Linked DNA regions of Homo sapiens: region 1 is linked to region 2. A link is an interaction called in ENCODE POLR2A ChIA-PET data of the cell type or tissue named here. Cell type or tissue: B cell. All regions are shown on one strand. Links, peaks and the distances in the headings refer to the core of each region. The heading gives the core; the rest is flanking DNA.

The links. ChIA-PET counts read pairs that join two places held together with the same protein. Peaks named below come from ENCODE experiments on the same cell type or tissue, not always from the same donor. Only the 100,000 strongest peaks of a DNase experiment are listed, where the experiment ranks them.
Region 1: POLR2A ChIA-PET joins it to region 2 with 6 read pairs; 1 of 35 experiments calls an interaction of 5 or more read pairs at or near these places.

Annotation. Positions count from the first base shown.
Region 1 is chr1:26,735,638-26,738,550 of GRCh38, reverse strand. The region is part of intron 4 of ARID1A (AT-rich interaction domain 1A); the gene reads right to left. Among named protein-coding and RNA genes, the nearest start is that of ARID1A, 41 kb to the right of the region's middle. In B cell, for the core only: no CTCF peak of the experiment used is centred there; no DNase peak of the experiment used is centred there; H3K27ac peaks cover 181 bases.
Region 2 is chr1:28,358,314-28,361,226 of GRCh38, reverse strand. No RefSeq gene overlaps it. Among named protein-coding and RNA genes, the nearest start is that of PHACTR4, 10 kb to the left of the region's middle. In B cell, for the core only: CTCF peaks have their summits at 1,200 and 1,404 (motif pointing left); a DNase peak (open chromatin) is centred at 1,376.

The DNA of each region.
Region 1 (2,913 bases), core at 218-2,717, 1.6 Mb after region 2:
TATACTTCCTGAATGAGCACTATAATGGATGCTGCTCAGGTTCATCTATTCAGTAAGTTGGAGCCTACTATATGCCAGGCACTATGGCAATAAGCAACCAGATGCCAGGCACTATGGCAATAAGCAAGACAGCAAGTCAGTCCTCAATGAACTTGCATTAAATAAGTAATTTAAATTACACTTGAGATAAGTACTAACAAGAAGTATGGGTGCTAAGAATTTACTATAGGCTGGGCACCGTGGCTCATGGCTGTAATCCCAGCACCTTGGGAGGCCGAGGCGGGTGGATCACCCAGGTCAGGAGTTCGAGACCAGTCTGGCCAACATAGTGAAACCTCGTCTCTATTAAAAATACAAAAATTAGCCGGGTGTGGTAGCGGGCGTCTGTAATTCCAGCTACCTGGGAGGCTGAGGCAGGAGAATCGTTTGAACCCGGGAGGCGGAAGTTGTTGTGAACTGCGATTGTGCCACTGCACTCCAGCCTGGGTGACAGAGTGAGACTCCATCTCAAAAAAAAAAAAGAGTTTACTATAGCAAAGGAACCTCATACAGTCTGGAATAGATCTCTACCTGCAAATCGGGATTCACCTGGGACAGCTGCTAACCACACCAATGCCCAAACCCCACATGAAACAAATCAGAACTCTGTGAACTCTGGGCATTAATTTTTTCTTTTTTTTTTTTTGAGACGGAGTTTCGCTCTTGTAGCCCAGGCTGGAGTGTAATGGCACCATCTTGGCTCACCGCAACCTCTGCCTCCCAGGTTCAAGCGATTCTCCTGCCTCAGCCTCCCTAGTAGCTGGGATTACAGGCGTGTGCCACCATGCCCAGCTAATTTTGTATTTTTAGTAGAGATGGTGTTTCTTCATGTTGGTCAGGCTGGTCTCAAACTCTCGACCTCAGGTGATCCGCCCACCTCAGCCTCCCAAAGTGCCGGGATTACAAGCGTGAGGCACCGTGCTCGGGCCTGGGCATTAATTTTTAAAGATAATACACTCCCCTGGGTAATTCTAACATGCAGACACAGTAGAGAACCACTGGTCTTGGGCATCACATGATAGGTACTGGGGGCACAGAGGTCAATAACACAGTGCCTGCCTTCCAGGAACTTACCATTTAAGTAAGTAGAGTCAGGCCAGGCAAGGTGGTGCATGCCTATAATCCCACCACTTTGGGAAGCCAAGGCGGGCAGACTGCTTGAGCTCAGGAATTCGAGACCAGCCTGGGCAACATCGTGAAACCCCATCTCTACTAAAAAGTCCAAAAATTAGCTGGGCATGTTGACTCACACCTGTAGTCCCAGCTACTCAGGAGGCTGAGGTGGGAGGATCACCTGAACCTGGGGAGGTGGAGACTGCAGTGAGCCGAGAATAAACCACTACACTCCAGCCTGGGTGACAGAGAGACCCCCATCTCAAAACAAACAAACAAAAAAAAAGCAAGCACAGGTAGAGGGCATTGGCAAAATGCTCTGTCAAATACAGGATGGTGCTTACCAAGAGGGATAAGTGATCCCAGAGAGCTATATAAAGTTTTACCTGTGTTAGCAAGGCTTGATTTCTACAGATGGGTACTCAGGTACTGAACTGTTCTTTATAGTTTTTGTAGGCCTTATATATTGTGCAGGGTTTTTTTTTTTTTTTTTTTTGAGACAGAATTTCACTCTTGTTGCCCAGGCTGGAGTGCAATGGCGTGATCTTGGCTCACTGCAACCTCTGCCTCCTGGATTGAAGCAATTCTCCTGCCTCAGCCTCCCGAGTAGATGGGATTACAGGTATGCACCACCACGCCTGGCTAATTTTGTATTTTTAGTAGAGACGGGGTTTCTCCGTGTTGGTCAGGCTGGTCTCAAACTCCAGACCTCAGGCGATTTGCCCGCCTCGGCCTCCTGAGCCACTGTGCCCTTTTTTTTTTTTTTTTTTGAGACAGAGTCTCTCTCTGTCACTCAGGCTGGAATGCAGTGGCACAATCTTGGCTCACTGCAATCTCCGCCTCCCGGGTTCAAGCAATTCTCCTGCCTCAGCCTCCTGAGTAGCTGGGACTACAGGTGCCCGCCACCACGCCCAGCTAATTTTTGTATTTTTTAGTAGAGACAGGGTTTCACCATATTGGCCAGGCTGGTCTCGAACTCCTGACCTTGTGATCCGCCAGCCTCGGCCTCCCAAAGTGCTGGGATTACAGGTGTGAGCCACCGCGCCCAGCTATACTTTTTTTTTTTTTTTTTTTTTGAGATGGAGTTCACTGTCAACTAGGCTGGAGTGCAGTGGTGTGATCTCGGCTCAATGCAACCTCTGCCTCCCAGGTTCTAAAGTGATTCTCTTGCCTCTGCCTCCCAAATAGCTGGGACTACAGGTACCCACTGCCATGCCTGGCTAATTTTTTATATTTTTAGTAGAGACGGGGTTTCACCATGGTTGCCAGGATGGTCTCGATCTCCTGACCTCGTGATCTGCCCGCCTTGGCCTCCCAAAGTGCTGGGATTACAGGCGTGAGCCACCACGCCCGGCCTTTTTTTTAAAGGTAAAATAACAATGGCCTTTAGTCAATGAAGTCATCATAGAAGTTATTTAAGGTGCGTCTTGAAGCTTGATTAGGTAGTAGTTTTCTGAAGGAACAATCTTTAAGATATAGTCTGAAAGATGAACAGGAGGAGTTGAGGGGAAAAGTATGAGGCAAAGGGAAGGGTGTGTGCAAAGGTCTGAAAGCAAAAAATAGCATATGGTGCCTTAGAGAAACTGAAAGAAAGCCAAGAGCAAGGCAGAGAAAAAAGAATAAAGTAGAGGTTCTCAAAGTGCCATCCCTGGTCTAGCAGCAACAGAATCACAGAGGAACTTGTTAGAAATGCACATTCTTGGGCCCCACTCCAGACCTACTGAATGAGAAAGACACAGGGGATGGGAGCTGAGAGGGAAC
Region 2 (2,913 bases), core at 150-2,649:
CCACACCTGCCCATGCATATACTTTTCTATTCAGTCTAAACCTGAAAGAATACACAGCTTTCCTCTGGGGTAGGAAGATAGTGGGATTTGGGGTAAGTATGCTAGAAAGATTGGCTTTTCACCGTATACCCTTTTGTGCTATTGAATTTTTTTTTTTTTTTTTTTGAGATGGAGTTTCACTCTTATCCCCCTAGGCTGGAGTGCAATGGCGCTATCTCGGCTCACTGCAACCTCTGCCTCCCAGGTTCAAACGATTCTCCTGCCTCAGCCTCCAGAGTAGCTGGGATTACAGGCACATGCCACCATGCCCAGCTAATTTTTTGTATTTTTAGTGGAGACGAGGTTTCACCATGTTGGCCAGGCTGGTCTCAAACTCCTGACCTCAGGTGATCCACCTGCCTCAGCCCCCCAAAGTGCTGGGATTACAGACGTGAACCACTACACCCAGCCAAATAATTTTTTAAAACGCAAACTCAAAAAGGGTTGGGAATCACTAAAATACAGTTCCACTGAACAGTTTAAAATCACCATAATGGGCCTGGATCAGCACTTTGGGAGGCCAAGGCAGAAGGCTCACTCTTTTTTTTTTTTTTGAGATGGAGTCTCGCTCTGTTGCCCAGGCTGGTGTGCAGTGGCACGATCTTGGCTCACTGCAACCTCCGCCTCCCGGTTCAAGCAATTCTCCTGCCTCAGCTTCCTGAGTAGCTGGGACTACAGGCGTCTGCCACTGCACCTGGCTAATTTTTTGTATTTTCAGTAGAAACTGGGTTTCACCATGTTAGCCAGGATGGTCTCGATCTCCTGACCTCGTGATCCTCCCGCCTTGGCCTCCCAAAGTGCTAGGATTACAGGCGTGAGCCACCACGCCCGGCCAGAAGGGTCACTCTTGAGCACAGGAGTTCAAGACTGGCCTGGGCAACACAGCAAGACTCCCATCTCTATAAAAATTAAAATAATAAAAATGAGCCAGCTGTGGTGGATGCCTACAGTCTCAGCTATTCAGGAGGCTGAGGCAGGAAAATCGCTTGAGCCCAGGAGTTTGAGGTTACAGTGAGCTATGATCGTACCATGGCACTTCAGCCTGGGCGACAAAGTGCGACCCTACATCTAAAAGAAATAAATAATAATAATAAAATAAATAAATAAAATCACCACGATGCTTGTTGGATTGGATGATTTCACTGCAGCTTCAAATCCTGAGGGTTCTCTCAAGCCTGGCAGTTCTCACTGAGCTAAGAAACTAAAAGTCACATTTATTGGCAAAGAATGGATTGGGCCCATCAGAAGATAATATGCAAATGATGAGTGTGAATTTATAGTTTCCTCTCTATAGCTTTGAACATTGCTGAATTTAGAGAAGAAACTATGAATGTTGCTGCCACCTGCCGGCCACATCTCTCAATATCAGGTTCCTGGAAGTACCTGGTGGGATTCTTCTTTCAATTGAGTCCTCTATTAGGCTCTGGATTGGAGAAAGACTGATTTACAGATTTCTCCCTTTTTGCTGTCATCATCCCATAATCTGCCACAAAACCAAATTGCTAAAAGCAGGGAGCTGTGGCATTCAATTGTCTGCATTTGAATTCTGTCTTTACCTCGGGTAAATCAGATACCTGTTCTATACCTTGGGTAAATCAGATACCTATTCTTTTTTTTTTTTTTTTTTTGAGATTGAGTTTCGCTCTTGTTGCCCAGGCTGGGGTGCAATGGTGTGATCTCGGCTCACTGAAGCCTCCGCCTCCTGGGTTCAAGCAATCCTCCTGCCTCACAGGCGCCTGCCACCATGCCCGGCTAATTTTTTGTATTTTTAGTAGAGACAGAGTTTCACCATGTTGGCCAGGCTGGTCTCTAATTCCTGGTCTCAGGTGATCTGCCTGCCTCAGCCTTCCAAAGTGCTGGGATTACAGGCGTGAGCCACCGTGCACAGCAATCAGATACCTATTCTACACTTCAGTTTCCTCATCTATAAAATGGGGATGATAACAGCAGCTCCTTTACATAGGTGTTGTGAGGATTAAATTAGATCACATAAAGCGCTTAGCACAAGGCCTGGCACACAGTGAGCACGCAACAAATATTAATGGTTGTTGTCATTGTCAGGCAGAGCTTCAGAGCCTCTCTCATCCTTTTTTTTTTTTCCAGCTGAATTTAAGATTCAAGGCCCTCCCATTCTAAACTGACAAATTGTACCTGGACACACAAAAGTCTATTGGAAAGACCTATAGCATCTGGTTCCACCACTTCCTGACCGTGGGCAAGCGTCTTAACCTCTCTGAACCTTACTTGACCTCACAGATGGTTTTGGAGATTACATGAAATCATCTGCGTAAAGCACCAAGACAGTGCCTGGCATGGAGTGGACAGTTAATAAGTGGAATGATGATGGAGTGATGATTAACACAGAAATACTTACCAAGTATAGCTAAAGGTTGAGCAGCACAGGTTGCAAATAGGCAGGCCATAGGCAGTCACTAACCTACAGATATTTGGCCCACAGTGATTTACATTTTAACCCCAGGAATTTTACATTCAAGTCTGAATTCTTAATTTCTCTTTTAAAATGTGAAGATCTGCCGGGTGCAGTGGCTCACGCCTGTAATCCCAGCACTTTGGGAGGCCGAGGCGGGCGGATCACCTGAGGTCAGGCGTTCGAGACCAGCCTGACCAACACGCAGAAATCCCGTCTCTACTAAAAATACAAAATTAGCTGGGCGTGGTGGAGCATGCCTGTAATCCCAGCTACTCCGGAGGCTGAGGCAGGAGAATCGCTTGAACCCGGGAGGCGGAGGTTGCGGTGACCTGAGATCGCACCACTGCACTTCAGGCTGGGCAAAAAGAGCTAAACTCCGTCTCTGGGCCGGGCGCAGTGGCTCACGCCTATAATCTCAGCACTTTGGGAGGCTGAGACGAGGG